Regions from separate parts of the Homo sapiens genome. Here region 2 is linked to region 1. A link is a loop called in an ENCODE intact Hi-C map of the cell type or tissue named here. Cell type or tissue: heart left ventricle. All regions are shown on one strand. Links, peaks and the distances in the headings refer to the core of each region. The heading gives the core; the rest is flanking DNA.

The links. Hi-C counts contacts between places; a loop is a spot of excess contacts. Peaks named below come from ENCODE experiments on the same cell type or tissue, not always from the same donor. Only the 100,000 strongest peaks of a DNase experiment are listed, where the experiment ranks them.
Region 2: a loop joins it to region 1, with 1.9 times the contacts of the local background. A loop is called at or near these places in 18 of 110 quality-filtered maps.

What each region holds. Positions count from the first base shown.
Region 1 is chr4:8,316,501-8,324,672 of GRCh38, forward strand. LINC02517 (long intergenic non-protein coding RNA 2517) reads left to right here and starts at 3,676. Exons shown (of 2, transcript NR_149126.1): 1 at 3,676-4,022; 2 at 7,219-7,465. RefSeq lists an enhancer at 7,409-7,909. In heart left ventricle, for the core only: a CTCF peak has its summit at 4,086; a DNase peak (open chromatin) is centred at 3,409; H3K27ac peaks cover 2,770 bases.
Region 2 is chr4:8,375,059-8,385,754 of GRCh38, forward strand. ACOX3 (acyl-CoA oxidase 3, pristanoyl) reads right to left here. Exons shown (of 18, transcript NM_003501.3): 14 at 6,434-6,549; 15 at 1-94. Among named protein-coding and RNA genes, the nearest start is that of LINC02517, 60 kb to the left of the region's middle. RefSeq lists enhancers at 1-53, 1,200-1,717, 6,424-7,023, 7,024-7,622. In heart left ventricle, for the core only: no CTCF peak of the experiment used is centred there; a DNase peak (open chromatin) is centred at 6,041; H3K27ac peaks cover 4,557 bases.

The DNA of each region.
Region 1 (8,172 bases), core at 1-8,000:
GTGACACCCCCCGATCCCTGCTGCAACCAGGGCCCCCTGTTGCAACCAGGGCCCCCTGCTGCAACCAGGGCCCCCTGCTGCAACCAGGGCCCCCTGAGACAGTCTCCTCCCTGCAGCCAGGCCTCCTGCAATGCCCCGCCCTGCAACCAGGCCCGCCTGGGATGAGGCCTCCCACCCCCGGCCGTGACCAGGCCCCCTGCATTCTTCTCAGCCCCTTCACCATCTCTCCTCCTGCCCACCATTGGCTTACCCTGCAGGTTGTATCACCACCCGGGACCCTCTTCCTCCTTAGGCTCAACAGTAATGCTAGTCTTGTTGTGGGCCGACAGGTGTGCAGAATAAATGTTGTGGAATCTTGGGTAAAGAAGACCTGGCGGGAGCTGAGAGCCAGGCACACACGTGTGAGCATTTGTCTAGCGTGTGAGCACGCTGTCTAGGGCCAGGGCCCCAAGCCGGGCCTGAATCAAGTATTCAGGTGTGAGTGGTTTGTTGCGAGGTGATCCCTGGAAGCCCTAGTGGGACAGCAGGGAAGCGAGACAGGGAGGGAAAGGAGCCCATGTGCCTTCTTCAGACTGCCCTGGTGGGTGCCCAGGCACCATCCTTCTGTGACCTCTGCAGTGGTGTGTGGGACACACGGCAGCCTCGCCCACCAAGGGGAGAGGGAGCTGGGTGTTCCTCCTCCACTCCTGTCGTCCCTGGCCGAGGGCTGCTCTAGAAGACGTGGCCGGCCCGGCCCCTCCAGCAGGCCCTGGGTGAGGGCAGAGAGGAGGACTCAGGCAAAGAGCTACCGGCACTTACAATAAGACACGGTCAGCAGGGTGGGGTGATGGGGGGCGTGGAAACCCCACAGGCAGCATCTGCGGCACAGGACACACCTGTGGGGATGCACACCTGAGATGCTTCAGTGCATTAGGTGTTGTGCAGCCCTCAGAGCCCACGGTTTAACCTCTTTTTGCCTTGTTTATATTCTAGATAGGAACATTTTAAGATCATGAAATATTTCAAGCACATAACAAATAGAAAACATAGTTAACCTATGAATCTATCATCTGGCCTGTCACACTGTTGCATTCTGATAATGAAATATCTAAAATATACCACAGCCTCGGTTCTGATTTCTGTCACCTGCCATTTGTTCTGCCAGCGGGTTCTATTGTGGTGGGGTCAGAAGCATGCCAAAGTATAACTGTCAGCCTTGTAGGCAAATGGTCTTTTCTCTCTAGTGGATTTTACAATCCTCTCGTTAGGCCAGCACAGTGGCTCACGCCTATGATCCCAGCACTTTGGGAGGTCGAGGTGGGAGGATCACCTGAGCCCAGGAGTTGGAGACCAGTCCGGATAATATAGGGAGATCTTGTCTCTACAAAAAGATTTAAAAATTAGGCATGAGCCTGTAGTCCCAGTTACTCGGGAGGCTGAGGTGGGAGGATCACTTGAGCCCAGAAGGCAGAGGTTGCAGAGGTTGCAGTGAGCTGTGATTGCACCACTGCACTCCAGCCAGGGCAAGAGAGCGAGACCCTGTCTCAAAAAAAAAAAAAAAAAAGATTCTCTGTCTTTGGTGTTTCAGCTTTGTCACAATGTGATTATTTATGGCTTTCATTTGTTCTGAAAAATGGTTATTGTCCTTTTAATATTACTTATCCTCATGTTAAATACATCGTAGTACATACATGTAACAGACCCCAATGTTACATACACATTACAGACCTCATCCTCCTCAGAAGGGATTCCCCAGGCCAGCCAATTCTCCGGGGCAGATGTCTGCAAACTGCAGCCTGCAGACCACATCCAGCACACAGCCTGTTTTTATATGGCCCAGAAGATAAGACTGGTTTCTATATGTTTAAAAGGTTGTTAAAAGAAGGAGGAGGAGGAATATATATATATAGCTTGCCACAAACTTTCAAAGTGAAAAAGATTACTCCTGGGGCACACTGGTACGGGCTTTTTGTAGAAAAAACAAGGAGATAAGTCTGTTTTGTCCCTAGTCTGTGTGGCAATGAAGTCTGGTTTGGTTTTGTTTCTTCATGTCAATAGAAATGATCACTTGTGGAACTCTGAGTGTTCACCAGATACCAGGCTAAGGGCTTGAAAGGCTTGATTTTTGGTTCCACATTCACGGTAACCCTGGGATAACAGCAGTGTCTGCATCCTAACAAAGTGAACGCTCAGACAGCTCAGGTAGCTTGTCCATACCAGCGTGTCTAAAACACGGCAGAGGCCCGGTGCGCTGGCTCACATCTGTAATCCCAGCAATTTGGGAGGCCAAAGCAGGAGGATTGCTTGAGTCCAGGAGTTGAAGACCAGCCTGAGAAAAATAGGGAAACCCCATCTCTATAAAAAATCAAAAAGTTAGCCGGCATGGTAGCACATGCCTGTGGTCCAGCTACTTGGGAGGTTGAGATGGGAGGATTGCTTGAGCCCAGGAGGTCGAGGCTGCAGTGAACCAAGATCGCGCCACTACACTCCAGCCTGAGCGACAGAGCCAGACCTTGTCTCAAAATAAACTAAAGTAAAATGTGGCAGTGTGTGAATTGCAATCCATGCCACTCTGACCGTGGGATCTAAGACTCTGATCACCACACTACACAGCTCACTGCCCCTCCCCTTAGACCTTGGTTTCCTTTCCTATAGAAAGAAAAGCTTCGTTGATCCGGCATCAGACCTTTCCAGAGGGAGTTGCCTGGTCTGGGCTTGAAGGCTAACAGAGATGGTCACACACAGTCCCTGGCCTCGGGGGATCTCCGTCTGGCAGAGAAAGCATCTTAGCGTGATCACTGCTCTGAGAGACGAAGCATCCAATCCAATCCAGCAGACAGGGTGTGCTTCCTGGAGGAGGTGACATTTGAGCTGGGCTTTGGGGGTGAATAAGAGGAGGATGAACTGCAAGACAGAGGAACAATGTCATGGAGAAATTAAGCTCATAGTCTTTGGGTTCAACAGATTTGAATTCAAATTCCAAACCACCTACTTACCAACTAGTAGGACAAATTACTTACCCCTTTTGAGCCTCAATACTGTCATCCATGAAATGGAATAATAAATTATCCATCTCATGGGTGGTTATGCGGGGACAATGCCTAAAATGTAGGCATTCAGTGCAGTATCTGCACATGGTGAGATCATGATAAGTAACTTGGGGCTATGATAACTTGTGTATTGCTAAGATGGTCCAAAAAGTCTTCCCAGGCCTTAGATCCAGTGGCTTTCAACTTAGTATTAATTACAATAACAAACTATCTTGAGCGTACTCACTGTAACAAGTAGGATCTCTGCTTCCTCTCTGAGGTCAGCGTGCTCACACACGCCTGGCACCATGGCCTGCCCCAGGAGGAAGCTGCCTTTTTATGAGATGAACTGCAGAGCCTTTATGCATGCATTTTTATGCTGTATTTGGTAGGAAGCACTGATGCGCCCAGGTCATCCAAGGGCTGGGTCGTGATCTGGCCTCCGTCCACTGGAAGTCAAAGCCTCTGCCAGAAGTCCATGTCATCCACAAAGAGATAAATTTTCTTCTATTTTGGTGTAGCGAAGAGGGCCTGTTCATGGAAGGGATCCAAGTTGGCCACTATCTTGACAATGTGTTTGATTTTAATGCTCAATTACATCTAAAAATAGGTCTGGGAGAGGTGACTGCCGAGGCGGCCATCCTGCTTGGCCAGCTGAAGGTTTGAGACTCAGGATGGGGTCATGGCTGAGACTATGAGGGCTGCTCGTGCATGACCCTGCCTGCTGGCCTCCATGGGCCCACTATCTGAATGTGGTTACCCTTCTCCCCAGGACCAGGTGCCACCTCCTCTGGGAAGCTTTCCCTGCCCGTCCACAGGGTATGCCTCCTTGTTCCTCTCCTGCCATCGGTTTACGTGCCTGTCTCCATCAACAGACCAGGAGCTCCTGAGGACAGGGACTGAGTCTGCCTGATTCATCTCTGCATTCCTAGCACTTACCTTGGTGCTTAGTGAAAGCTCGAACCTGCCTGGGTTCCCACCTTGTCTCTGCTACCCCCAGCTCTGTGAACTCAGGTAAGCTTCTCTCCCTCTCTGGGCCTCAGCTTCTATGCACAGGAAGCAGAACAGCCGTCCCTCCTCATGGGGGTGGTAGTGAGCCTCAGAATTTCCAGACATCCCCTTCCTTGCTGCCCCTGGACTCCTGTGCTCACATGAGCAGCTCTTTCACCTGGTGCAACCTGTACATGGGACTCAACAATAGTGGTGCACACCTCAAAGGGGTTCTGTTAGGATGAAATGGGATAATTTTGGCAAAGTTAAACTAAAACTAAAACTCCCCTCCCCAATATTAGCAACTATTGGCATTGTATGGGTCCGTTCTCACACTGCTATGAAGAAATACCCGAGACTGGGTAATTTATAAAGAAAAGAGGTTTAATTGATTCACAGTTCTGCATGGCTGGGGAGGCCTCAAGGAACTTACAGTCATGGCAGAAGGCACCTCTTCACATGGCAGCAGTAGAGAGAATGAGAGCAAGCAGGGGAAATGCCAGGTGCTTATAAAACCATAAGATCTCAGGAGACTCCCTCATTATCAAGAGAACAGCATGGGAGAAACCACCCCCATGATTCAATTACCTCCACCTGGTCCCACCCTTGACACATGGGGATTATGGGGATTACAATTCAAGGTGAGATCTGGATGAGGACACAGAGCCACACCATATCAGGCATCATCACTATCACCATCATCATCGCCATCATCAAAACCAGCATCATCACCATCACCACCAGCATCACCATAACCCACATCCTCATCATTACCACCATCAACACCATCATCATCACCATTACCCTCGTCATCACCATCCTCATCATTATCATCATCACCATCACCACCATTACCATCATCACCACCATCACCCTCATCCTCATTATTAGCACCATCAACACCATCATCATCACCATTACTGTCATCATCACCATCACTATCATCATCAGCATCATTATCATTATCATCATCACCATTACCACCATCACCATCATGATCAACATTACCCTCATCCTCATCATTACCACCATCAACACCATCATCACCGTCACCATCATCAACACCATCATCATCATCACCATCACCCTTATCTTCATCATTGTCACAATTACTGCCATCACCATCACCACTACCTTCACCATCACCATCATCATCATCACCACCATCAACATCAGTGTTTCCCAAGAAGAATCCACTTGCATAAATATAGAAGAGACAAATATTAACTTTACTGAAAATTTCCTGGGGTACAAGGGAAGGAAGGCATATCTCAGCCTCTCAGCAAATGACATGAAGATTTTTCAAGATCCCCACAGTAGGATTTGCTCCCTTTGGAACCCTAGTCATCACTGGAGGGCTGTTTTCCCCTCCAACCTGTCCCACCTGCTCTTTCACTTTCCTCTCTTCCCCTCCCAGTTCTCCCTGAGTAACGCTGAGTCCCTTGAACTGTTTTGCAGAGTCATTTTTCTCTCCCCGAGTGGCACCGGGCTCAGCAGACACTCTGGCCATGAAGGCATCTTCTGACTCAAGCAGGTCTAGATGTCTACCCCCAAGGAATCCCAGAACAGTTGATCTCTCTTTTTATTTTTTTATTTTTTGAGATGGAGTTTTGCTCTTGTTGCCCAGGCTGGAGTGCAATGGCGTGATCTCGGCTCACTGCAACCTCTGCCTCCCAGGTTCAAGCAATTCTCCTGCCTCAGCCTCCCGAGTAGCTGGGATTATAGGCATGCACCACCACGCCCAGGTAATTTTGTGTTTTTAGTAGAGACGGGGTTTCTCCATGTTGAGGATGGTCTCGAACTCCTGACCTCAGGAGTTCGCCCGCCTCGGCCTCCCAAAGTGCTGGGATTACAGGCATGAGTCACCAGCGCAGTCGATCTCTTCTATAACGTTTGTTCCATGGTGTTCTGTAGAATGTGTATCCGGCCTTGTGCTAAGCCCTGGTGCACTGCGTCTTATCCAGTCTTTCCAGGAGAAACTGTAGCTTAGAGATGTTGGAGAACTTACTCTTGCAGCACAACCCATAAGTGGTGGTTTCAGGAAGAAGATGCTTGGCACAGCACCAGCCAGGGAATTGCCCAAGTGTCAGCTGTTATGTCATCCGTGCCACTAGTTCAGTGAAACTAACATGAGACCTGGGACTAGCTGTGTGGCCTTGGAAGAGTGATCTCTTTCTAAGCCTCAGTTTCCTCACCTGTAAAAGAAGGATGATAACAGCTACCCCTGGGGTTTTGGAAGGTTGTGGAGCAGTGGGTGGTAGATGACCCTGAGAGAAACAGCATAACTGAAGCATACCCTGAGAATGACCCCATGGTCTGAGAAGAATATATGTTCAGAGTTCTGAGCTAAGGAACGTGGGAGTGGCCAACCCAGAGTTTCATTCCTTATCTGAGTAACATCTGAGCTCCTGGCCCCATCCTATGGAATGCAGGCCGTACAGGGGATTGAGACCCTGTGTTTTGGGTTATGTGAACGTTGCCAGGTGGAGGGAGGTTGTTAGGGGGAGGCGCCAAGGAAAAGTGCTACATAAACCACATGCTTTTTGCAAGCAGTTGAGGTTCTCCTGTCCACCCAGCCACCACTGGTCCATCCCTGTAAGCTTCCGTCTAATGAAGCCCTAGGTCTCGGTGCTGTCCCTGGGTCTCTTCTTCAGCCTCTTGAATCTGGTGCCATCCCTATTGAAATCAATAGGGCCTGACAGGCAGGCTGAAGAATGTGTGCAGGAAGGTCCTCTGACAAAAGGGGTTCCAACAGGGTTTTTCAATAAAGGTCCCAGGATAGTCACAGCCATGCAGTCCAGGGGGCAGTGGGTCTTGGCCACCAAGTGCAGTGGGGCAGGCCTGGAAGTGGCCTGAGGCAAACCCTGCCCCATAGTGTGCCACACACATGGAAAAGGACACCCAACCCAGTCAAAGCCTCCTCTCTTTTGGGAAGACAGTTGCTGTGCCTCCAGAGGGACACACGTTTGGATGAAGGTGGCTGTCCTGCCCAGCTTCTTCTCTGGTTCTCTTTGAATCAGGAACAGCTGAGGACCTAGGGTGGCTCAGCCGATGAGGGCACGCACTCAAGTGGTTCCCACCAGACACAATGGTGTGCATCACTTCCCCTCTCCAAGTTCAATGTCATCATATTGGTAGCTTGAAATTGGCTGTAGTGAGAGCATTTACACCATGGAAATTGGCAGACACAGTCTATATTTTGTTCTTTTGTTTTTTTCAGAGCCAACTACTAAGCCTGTAGCAGCCTCCCAAACTGCCCAGTCTTGTTCAGATGCACCTCCAGAAACACAGGGGTCCAAAATGCCCCTTCCCAGACACCCTGAGGAGTAGAACAGTGCCAGCAGGCTCCAGGGATGAGGGACTAGCTACCACATTCCCTTTCCCAAGCCTCAGTTTCCCCACCTGTAAGATGAGGGATATGGGCTCTGACTTTCTGAGTTTGGAAAATAAAGTGCTCCCCAAACTGGGCTGCTTTCTCTGCCTCAATTTTTCTTACTGGAGAGTCAAAGGCCCTGAATTACTTTCATCTAAGGGATGCTTAGGCATGGGCACACAGGACACTCACACCTTGCTGGTGGCCACACCCTCCCGCTGACCCTGCAGGACAGTTTGGCTCTGTCCGTCTATTCAAGAGGTAAATGCTCATCCCCTTTGACCCAGCAATTCCGCTCCTAGAAGCTCATTCCAGAGAATCACATACATGTGTGTGCCAAGAAGCACTTGCTCATGGGGATGTCCATCCATTCAGCTGCTAACAAGCCCTCACTTGGCCAAGCTCAAATTCTATTGTGGGGGAGGGTAACCTTGAGTGGCCTTAGAAAAACAAATTGTCGCTTCCCCAGCTCCTGCCTCTGTGAGTCACCCCCCCAAGTGCTCTGCCTGCAGCCACTTGCCCTGGCAGGAAGACCCTTGGGCAGGCCCCACCATGGCTCCACTCTGGAATGCTGGGCACTTTGCCCCACTACGCTCTACAAAGGCATCCCTTCCTTCTGGGCAGGTGAGCAGTCTCTCTATACCCCTCACCTGGCTTTCAGGCTGCATGCTCCTCTTTACCAACCTGTGGGTGGAAACACCCAGTCCTCTCCAAAACACCCTCACTCCAGTCTCTCAGCCATTTTTAGCAAACTGATGATGGGCCAAGGTTGATACACCCAGCACCCCTTAGTCTCCCCTT
Region 2 (10,696 bases), core at 1,275-9,274, 60 kb after region 1:
AGGGCGGCACGGAAGGCTGGTGCACGTGCTCGTGGAACCTCTGGACCACCGTGAGCTCCACGAAGGCCAGCGCCAACGGACGGCCGTGGGACACCTGGAACACAGGACGGCACCGTGAGGACCGTGAGGGTCCCAGCCCCGCCCAGATTCCCGGGGGAGGAAGTTCTCAGGAAACACGAACGCGGGTCTGCGTTCCCGTGCATGTCCTAGGACAGTAACATAAGGTGAGGCAGAGCACAGATGCGGCGCAGCACGAGACATGTTTCCAGAACACAATGGAAGAGGCCTATGAAGATGGAGCTGGGACTGCTCTGGCTCCACCGACGCCCTCCAAGGCCTCAGTCTCAGCTCAGCTCCCGTCTGGGACTGGGGTTGGCACCAGCACTGCATACGGAGCCTGGAGCCGGCCTCGGGATGCTCTGCGGCTACAGAGTGGGCGCCCACCAGGAGGCCCCCAAGGGCCCAGGACCTGGCTTCTTCCACACGGGAAGACACAGAGGAGCTGGAGAAGGGGCTTGTCAGGCTCCTCCCTGAGCTCAGAATTGACTTCACTTCTCCAAAGATCTGCCACCCCGTCCTCCAAAGCCTCCAAAGCAGGCTTCTCTCCCTCTCCCCCTGCCGTAAGGCCCCCGCAGGCTCTGCCGCTCCCATCTTTATGTCCATGAGTGCCCCATGTTTAGCTCCCACTTGTACATGTGAACATGCAGCATTTGATTTTCTGTTGCTGCATTAGTCTGCTGAGGATAATGGCGTGCAGCTGCATCCATGTTGCTGCAAAAGACATGACTGTTCGTAGTGATGGCTGCACGGTATCCCATGGTGTCTATGTACCCCATTTTCTTTATCCAGTCCACCGCTGATGGGCACCTGCGTTGATTTCACATTTTTGCTATTGTGAATAGCGCTGCGATGGACATACAGGTACATGTATCTGGCTGGCAGGATGATTGCTTTTCTTTGGGGTGTATACCCAGTAATGGGATCACTGGGTCAAGGGGAAGGGCAACTCTTAGCTCTCTGAGAAATTGCCAAGCTGCCCTCCACGGTGGCTGAACGAATCTGCGTTCCCACCAACCGTGTATCTGTGTCACTTTTCTCTACAGCCTCGCCAGCATCTGTTATTTTTCTTTTTTAATGAATATCAAAAACATTTGCTGATAATCATCAACTTCACTTATTAGCCTTTCTTTCCCTGTCTCCCATTTATCATCTTACCAGATTTTTTAAATTAGGAAAACAACACACGCATTGCTTGACTTGTTAGGATGAGCAGGTGCTACTTTTAAAATTAAAAAAAAAAAAATCCAGCCAAGTGATGAAATATGGTGTATGGGGGACTGACTGCTGCAGGAGGACCCGGCTGCATGCCTGGCCTATGACGCTGCTATGACGCTGCCCCAAATCTTCCCAGAACACAGCAGGGTGAAGCACACGGCAGCAGGGTCTCCAGTCACAAAGCCAGTGTCCTCCAGGGCCCTGCTGGGATCAGGAGCCTCGGGAAAACAGAAACCGGGAGAAGCGCCTTTCCCGCTGTGCTTCATGCCAGGCTGACTGGTCCTGTCCCAAGACCCCCGCTGGGCCCCGCACACTCCTGGGTGGGCCGTCCTGTCGGTGCCAGGAAGGCCCGTCCTGCTCCCTGCTGTCTGAGCATGGAGCATGCCAGCATGGGGCCTTGGGGCTTCCTGCCCTCTTCTGATCTCACATGCGCTATAGCTCTGGGCCTTGGTTTTGGTGAGTGAGGGCTGGTGGCAGGATCTGGACTTGCTCTGGGGCAGTAGGGACTGCCTGACAGACCCCAGCTAGGTAGGACTAGCACCCAAATTTCCCAGAGCCCTGCCGAGTGAGGTGGGGCAGCCCTCAGGCTCCCACCTGAGGCCTCTGGCAGGAGGCTGATAATACAGGCCTGTGGGGGAGCTGCCAGGTGTGGTGCTGCAGCTCCAGGCCTCAGCCCTTCCTCCTTCCACCTTCCATGAAACAAGCGGGTGACGGCATCTGCACCCCCGTAGGCTGCTCCTGTGTCCACGAGAACACGATAATTCCATTGAATCCTGCCCACACCCCAAAACGTGCTCCCACACCACGAGGGCCTCTCCTCTCGCCATGGGTCCTCTGCGAACCCAGAGATGAGGCCAATCCCAGCAGGGCCCAGGCACAGAGAGGCCGTCCTTGAACCGAATCTGAGTGAGCCCTGTGCCCCGCACCACTCTCCCCGTCGCCTGCACAGTTGCTGTGTTAGAGCGGCACTGCTTCAGTGTTTTTCCATGAAAGTGACACAGCTTGATACAGCGATGGCACAGGCCAGACATGCTGCGGGGGCCAGAAAGACAGCCCCTCCTGGAACCTTGCTGCTGTCAAATAATGCATCGCGAGTGCCAGTGAGTTTTGAAACACAGCGTCACTCGGCTCTGCAGCTCTGCGCGTGAGCAAAAGGCGTCATGGCTCCAAGCCTCAGCGTTGTCTCCTGCGTGGTGCTGCTGGGGTCAGGGCGGCTCTCTCACAGGAAGCGCCTGCGATGGCAGCTCTACTGTACTCAACGGCATCTCAGTCCCCAGGATTTGCCTGCATGATACTGCGCTGTTCTTCCAGGAAAGGTCCACGTAAGGCCAGCAGTCACCGGGGGGGACACAGGCTCTGGGGATGGGCTCCCTAAACAGTGTCTGCCATGGCAACCAGCAGAGCTGACCACAGCATTAACCAAGGTGGGCTGGGGCCCAGGAAGCATCCCATGCGGTATGGACTCTGGCGACCCGGGGGGACAGTAATGCCTCAGGTGCAGTCCCTCCCCCACGGACAAAGTGTCCCCACAGCTACGGTTAGGGCTGGCGCACTCCAGCCGAGAGTGCTCACGGCACCCAGACACATCCGGGAGCCCCACTGCCCCCACCAGCTGCCCCCTAGACAGGGCGGGGCTGGGCTCTGCTCTAGGGGGATCTTCTGGACCACCTCAGCTGCCCCTCCAGAGCTGCCAAACTGTCCCCAGCTAGGACTGTGACAGGCACTTCTCAGGCTCGATGCAGCTAAGGTCAGCTGTCCGTAAACCTTCAGCACAGGAGAGAGGAGAGGGTCCCAGTCTGGTACACTCTGGTTGGTGAAGTACATTTTAAGAGGCAATGCATACTTCAGGCAAAAAAACAAACCCCAAACTGTCCAAATTCAGACTGCAGCCATGCAGCCTGGGGAAAGGGTTGGACTCTGTGACAGCTGGCCCGGGTGCAATCCTGGCCCCGGCACGGGCGAGCTGGGGGACCTTGGGCATTTCTCTTGGCCTCAACTTCCTTCACTCCCAAAGTAGACAACGTGAAATGACCCAGGTACAGAATCCAGCGTGTGGCTCAGGGAGAACAAATGTCCTCGTCCTTGTCCGCCTTCTGATGTGCAAATCCCTGAAGGAAACCTCGAGCCCTTGTGGCAGGGGTTGGTCCCAGGCTGGAGGCAGGCTGCGGGGACGCCACCACCCATCTTTTTACTCCCAGGCTGGAAGCAGGCTGCAGGGACGCCACCGCCCATCTTTTTACTCCCAGGCTGGAGGCAGGCTGCGGGGACGCCATCGCCCATCTTTTTACTCCCAGGCTAGAGGTAGGGAGGAGGGACGCCACCACCCATCTTTTGTATCTACTGGCTGTTGAACATGTAAAGGTGTCACTCAGCCAAAAAATGAGAGAAATGCATTTTTAAAGACCTTTCTGTGCATGCCAGGCTTACAGTGGGTAAATGGTGGATAGCAGTTACTGGCAGGAGCCAGAAAATGTTTAAAAGTTAATAGATTTTCTCCACCAGGTCAAAGAGTAAGCACATTTTTAACAAAAATGGTCAGTAACCTTCCCAAAGGACACAGCCATCACCCTCTCCATGAACGGTGCTGCTGCCCAAGCCCAGCCTGATGCCTGTGGAAGTGTGGCTTTGACCTGCAGCTCCTGGCCCTGGCTCCAGGTCAGTGGCTGCTGGGGCTGGTTTCCGACCAGGCTGGCATCTATCTGAAGGAATTCCTTCCTTCCTGGGGGTGTTCTCCGTCGGCGACATGTTACGTGGGCTTCCACAGGCTGCTGTGTGTCTTCCGATTTTGTTTAGAGCGTCTTTTGCAATGCAGAAATGCTGAACCTTTATGCAGCCAAATCCGATGGTTTTTTTAACAGCTTCCGGTTCCCATCTTCCTGAAAAGGCTGGTCTAGGCTGAGGCTTTCTTGGTATGCCGTATTGCAGGGGAAGGGGCTGCGTCTCCCCTGGGCCCCCTTAGCATTCAGCCCAGGGCCCCAAGGGCTCTCAGCTATCACAAATGTCCCCTGCTCTTAAAAGCTCCGCGACCCGGGGCAGGTCTGGAACACGAAGCCCTGCCCTGGCAACTGTTTTCCCTCCAAGGCCTTGGGGCTGGTGTCTGTGGGTGTCTGTCAGCTCCACAGCTCAGCCCAGGGTCACCGTCTCAGCCGGATCAGAACCCAGGACCCCTCCTGGCCTCTGCCGCAGCCCTCCGTGAAATTCTGCTACCAAGTTCTCGAAGGAAAAGCTACAGGTGAGGAGGGGTTTCTCAGCAGCTGAGCCACACACTCGGGGTGTTGTGGGGTCACACATGCCAGGTCCCCAGCATAGATCGGGGCTGGAAGGGGGTGCTAAGGACCTACCGGGCAGTTCTAAGAGACACAGGTGTTGTTAGGAAGGGGGTCCTTTTGTGCCCCCCATCTCTGGGGTTCTTGTTTCATAACTCTTTGGAGAATCTCTATTCCATTAAAAAAATGTTTTCTTTCTTTTCTGAGACAGGGTCTTGCTCTGTTGCCCGTGCTGGAGTGCAGTGATGTGATCACGGCCTACTGCAGCCTCAACCTCCTGGGCTCAAGCGATCTTCCTGCCTCAGCCTCCTAAAGTGCTGGCATTACAGACATGAGCCAGTGCAGCAGCCTATTCCACCTTAACGCAAGGATGTGGCCTGCAGAGGAGGGAGCAGTGGAAGCTGACAGGCATCCACTGGTTTCTGAATGACCCAACCTGCTGTGTATCACCCAAGGTGGGTAAACAAGGCGGCCTGTTCTGGAAGGGTCACTTCACGCTTTGGTCACCATGGCCCTAAACTACAAGTTTTACAGACCCTGGCCACCTGCTGACTTCATTTCTTTTCAGTTATAAATTCAATATGGGTTCCTTTTTTTTTTTTTTTTTTGAGATGGAGTCTTGCTCTGTCACCCAAGCTGGAGTGCAGTGGTGCGATCTCGGCTCTCTGCAACCTCCACCTTCCAGGTTCAAGCGACTCTCCTGCCTCAGCCTGCCAAGTAGCTGGGACTACAGGCGCATGACACCATGCCTGGCCAATTTTTTGTATTTTTAGGATACACCAGGTTTCACTGTATTAGCCAGGATGGTCTTGATCTCCTGACCTTGTAATCCACCCGTCTCAGCCTCCCAAAGTGCTGGGATTACAGGTGTGAGCCACTGCACCTGGCCCAATCTGGGTTTCTTTGAGCTTGACAGGAGCCCATCCTTCCTGCCTTCTCTCCTCATCCCAGGGCAGGTGTGTCTAGCAGGTTCCTAGAGGAGCTGGCCTGAGGGGCGGGGCTGCCCCCCAGCAGCAGGCTGTGAGGTGCTGGGCCTTCCCAGAGACAGGCAGATGTGGACCTGGGTCCCCATAGCAGCTTCATTACTGAAGGTGACCCATAACCTCATGAACCGACGCTAGGGAGAAGGGGTGACAGCAGCTCTCTCCGTATCCACGGCCTCCCTGCACAACACTCATGGCCTGAGTCTCCCCACAGCTATGGTTAGGGCTGGCGCACTCCAGCCAAGAGTGCTCATGGCACCCACAGACACATCCGGGAGCCCTACTGCCCCCACCGGCTGCCCCCTAGACAGGGTGGGGGCTGGGCTCTGCTCTAGGGCAGATGGCTGGGACAGGGCTGGAAGGTTCCTGGCATGACAAGGTGTTTTATAACAGGCTATTTTTTCCCTGTGGCTTCCTGGAACATGAGAGACAGCCCTGTCCAAGTGTGAGAACCAAAGCGCTTTCCAAGGCCAACGATGACCCACTCACCATTGCCACCCCAGCCCCTCGGGAAGGCGAGAGCAACTTGTGGAAAACCAAGCAGGGCGCTGGCATCACTCCCACGAGTCAGGAGGGAGTGCTCTGAGTGCCCGCAATGGTGTCTCCGCCACTCTGTGCATCCAAGGCTCTCACAACCCAGAGCTTCACCGCTCTGGTTTACGGGCTGGGAACCGTCAGGCACGGTAAATGTAACATCCATGACCTCCCCAGCCCAGCAAGACAGGTGCTGCCATCCCTGTGTTACAGAGGAGCTGAGCAAGCAGCAAAGTCATCAAGTCATCTGCCCAAGGTCACGGGAGCTCGGGGTCTGGGGCCTGAATTGCCAGGATGTTCAAACTCCCAGGGACACAACGGCCAGGGAATTAAGAGCAAATAATACAAAAGGGAATTTTGAAAACAAATACTTACCTGGCATTTGTTCCTTGCTTCAAAGTCACTGCTTCCTGATCTTTTCTCTTGGTTTAATTTTTGATAAGTCTCTCGGAGCAGGTAGCAAACCAGCCACTTGTATGCTGCCAGGGCGACTTCGGAATGACAAACAGAAGGAGAAAAAGTAACAATAGAGAACACAGCATTTGTCACAACTCACCCCCAGGGACAAGGCACTGCCAGCATCCTGCAGGTACCAGGTTGTCTTCATTGACAACCAAGTGTATGGGGTGGGTCTGATTTTATAGGTAGGGAAACTGAAGCACAGGGAGGGCACCTGCCCAGGGCCCCCCTGGCTGGAGGCACTTCCTGGCTCAGCCCAGGGCTGTCCTGAGTTCTACACTGTTCCAGCAGCCTGGAGGCCACAGGAACACGGTGCCGCCGCTAGAGTGGGCCCCCGAGTGGGACGGCTGCACGTTCTCGCACGCACCAGGCTCGGTCTGTGTGAAGCGTGGTGCTGCCTCCACAGCATCAGCCAGGACTGCATGGGCAGCAGGACAACTGGCCGGCGGTGGCGCCCAGTGGCGAGAGGAAGGGGTGCTTCCGTTCGCCTCCCCCTGCCTGGCCCTTGGACCTCACCGCATGCTGGAGCTGTGGAACTGGGGACTGACATGGTGGGGGAGGGGGGAACCTAAGGCCTCACCCCCTGCGTGGCCCCTTCCACAAAGCTCAAAAGGGCAGGAGGGAGCAGATGTTGCAGACAGGGAGGCCCCGGGGTGGGGTGTCAGGCAGGACAGCTGGAGACCCCCCTTCGTCCTCCCCTTCCCCTGGCAGTGGTGCCCACATCTGCGGGGCCCCCCACAGCACAGCCAGAGCTGGCCTCCCACAGTACTCCGTATGGACCAGGCATGGTCCTGAGACCCCACCAGGCTGTACTGCTACTACCCCACTGATGAGGACACGGGCCCAGGGACCCAGGTACATGGCGAGCATGTGAGGGAGGGGTGCAGACCACCCACATGTGGAGGCCACGCTCACACCCACCCCCTGCCCAGGCACAGAGGGCCTGGCGCCCAGACACGAGGCACCTCCAGGCTGCAGGGGCCTTCTGCCTGGCAGCCGGTCTTGCTCAGAGATCCCAGGCAGGAGAATGGGGATCAGCCACACTGAGTCTGAGCCCAAAGGCTGAACTCAGTGGGGCTTGGGATTTCCTTCTATGTCACACAGCCCAGGTCACTGGGAAGAAAATACCCAACGTTGCTGGGCGCAGTGGCTCACACCTGTAATCCCAGCACTTTGGGAGGCAGAGGCGGGCGGATCACGAGGTCAGGAGATCGAGACCATCCTGGCTAACACGGTGAAACCCCGTCTCTACTAAAAATACAAAAAATTAGCCGGGCGCAGTGGCAGGCGCCTGTAGTCCCAGCTACTCGGGAGGCTGAGGCAGGAGAATGGCGTGAACCCGGGAGGCGGAGTTGCAGTGAGCCGAGATCGCGCCACTGCACTCCAGCCTGGGCGACAGAGCGAGACTCCGTCTCAAAAAAAAAAAAAAAAGAAAAGAAAATACCCAACGTTGCAGTTCCTGCCACAGCACACCCGACTGCTTTCGGCTGTTACATCTGTTCACCCTCACGGCATAACTGAGAAGCCCGTCACAAACCAGAGCAGGCCGTTTCCCAGGCTCACACGTCAGGCGGCTTGCCGGAGGTCTCAGCTCCCCAGAGGGAGTGGGATGGAAAGACGGGTGCTGCTGACCCCGCAGGCAGGGCACAGGCAGGGTTGGGCGGAGGCTTCCTCCATGCAGGCATCTTCAGGGAGCCAAGGCTCCCCTCGCCAAGTCCTGCCAGGCATGGGGCGCTGAATGGTGGCCCCAACTGACCCCCACAGCTGTGAATGTGACCTTTGTTGGGAAGAGGGTCTTTGAAGATGTCATGAAGTTGAGGTATTCAGGTGAGGTCATCAGGGACTCCTGGACTAGGATGGATTCTAAATCCAATGACACGTGTCCTTACAAGATGCAGAGACAGCAAAGTCACAGAGGAGGCAAAGGCTGGCATGATGCACCCACAGCCAAGAACTCCTGGAGCTGCCAGGAGCCTGGGCGGGAAAAGCCCCCCCACCACGAGAGGGAGGCGGGTAGCCCTGCCCCATCCTGACTTGGGGTTTCTGCCTCTGCACCAAGAGAGTCACTGTCTGCTGTCTTCAGTGCCCAGGCCGTGGCTCTCTGCTGCTGGCAGGCTGCCCAGGGGTCATCCTTGAGCCTCACATGCTACCCTTCAGGACTTTACTGGAAAACTCAGGTCCATTTTGCAACCAATGCTGAGGGGAGGCCCTTGTGACCACCGCCTGTTCCTAAAGGCTCTGCAACATCCCAAGCTCTCCCCAGCAGGGCAGATGGTCACGAACAGCAAGGAAAGGTAGACGCCGTACAGTTGTGCTTCCCACGACTTATTTACACAGCAACAAAACCAAGGAAACGGTCCGGCCAGAAACCACTTGTGCAAATTCCTTCTGACCACACCAGAGGCCCCCGTGTCCCACCACGCATCAGCCATGGCTGGGCTTCCCTCCCAGCCTGTCCTGGCCATTCCCAAACACTGCCCCAGGAGGTGTCCCTCTGCGGTGGACACTTCACGGCAGTTACCCGAGTTTTCCAATCTGTCTCTGCAACCAGAATTAATCCATGAGGCTTCACGTCGATGGCCAGTTAGACTGTGCTGTGGGCTTCAAGTGAGAGGGACGCTTGAGAAATGAGTTATGTTTGCACTGTGTTTTTTCCTTACACTCTACTTTTGGTTCTTGGTTTTTCGTGAAAAAATAAATCATGTCAGTCTGATGTGTTCATGTGCAGGGGAGAAGATCCCCAAAAAGCACATGAAAGCAAACAATGAAAGGTGGGTGTTGTGTGTGTCATTTTCAGAGTTAATGTGGAAGTGAAAAAGTATCGCTGAAACAAACTAGGCAGGAAAACGGGCACTGACGGGCAGTGAATTCTCTTGCTCGGAATGCGGCTGCTGGCGGCCTGAGGACACACCCAGCGTCAACAACCTCTGTCCTCAAGACTCTCCCAGAATCCTGGGTCACCACGGCCTTTCCATGTGCCTCACACCAGAAGGACTCTCGAAGGTGCCCCCAGCCGCCCTGTGCACCCAATGACTGCCCCTCGATCTGCCCCCTCCCCAGCTGGGGCTCTGTCCTTGACCCCATGGTGAGCTCTTCGCATGCACTGCCTGCCTTTCGGGTCTCGGTTTCCTCTCCCGTCTCTGGGTCCAGTCCCCTCTGCGTCAGCATCAGAGCACTCCTAACTCGGATTCTGACCCAGGCAAGCCCTGGAAAGCAAGGCCTGGACAGCGGCCCCAACTCCTCAGCCAGATCACAGGCCCGGGTCTGACCATGCCCGCCGCTCTGGTGCTCCTGAATGGCCGGTGCTCCCCAAAAGCACAACGCACGGACCCTCTGAGACACCCTCAGGTGCCAGTTTTGTGGGAGACATTCCCTGACCCACCAAGGCAGACCTCACCTGCATCTGTTGTTTCCAAGGAAGTGTTCAGGACTGTGGCCCCCCACACGCAGCAGCCCCCCACCGAGGGCACCATGGCCTGGCCCCTGCCAGGTGGCATGGGGTGACCGCATTCCCTCCCCACTGTCTCGCAGAAGGAAAACAGGCTCAGAGAGATTAAAGCCTAGCTCAAGGTCACAGCGGGGGGCAGTGCTGACCCAATAGCCTGTGCTCCCACCCTCTGGGAGCACTGTCTGCACCACGAACCCCACTGCTCACCTCATATGACCCCACTGCCCACCTCACATGACCTCACCATGCACTCCACGTGACCTCACCGCTCCCCCACGTGACTCCACCGCTCACCTGTGACCTCACTGCTCACCTCACATGACCTCACTGTGCACTCCACGTGACCTCACCACTCACCCCATGTGACCCCACTGCTCACACATGACCCTATGTCACCTCTGGCCCACATCCCATGACCTTGCAGTCCACAAATACACACGTGTCCGAGTAGTGAACACTGCAACTGCTTACTATGAATGCATACGAGCCAGCTAAACAACAGGGCCCACTGCAGGAAGCAACAGCACAGGCCCCCAAGGCACAGGGCTGTGACACTCAGCTCAGTGCAAAAATGCCTGTGCAAAAATCAGAGGAACTCAACAGAAAACCCAGCCTCCCCTACCCAAGTCAGAATCGAACCCCTGAAGGACCCGCCATTGGCTTGGCAAATCCTCCACCCTTCCTCACAGGCAAGCGCAACCCCGGAAGGGGCCTGTGTCTCTCCAGTCCTG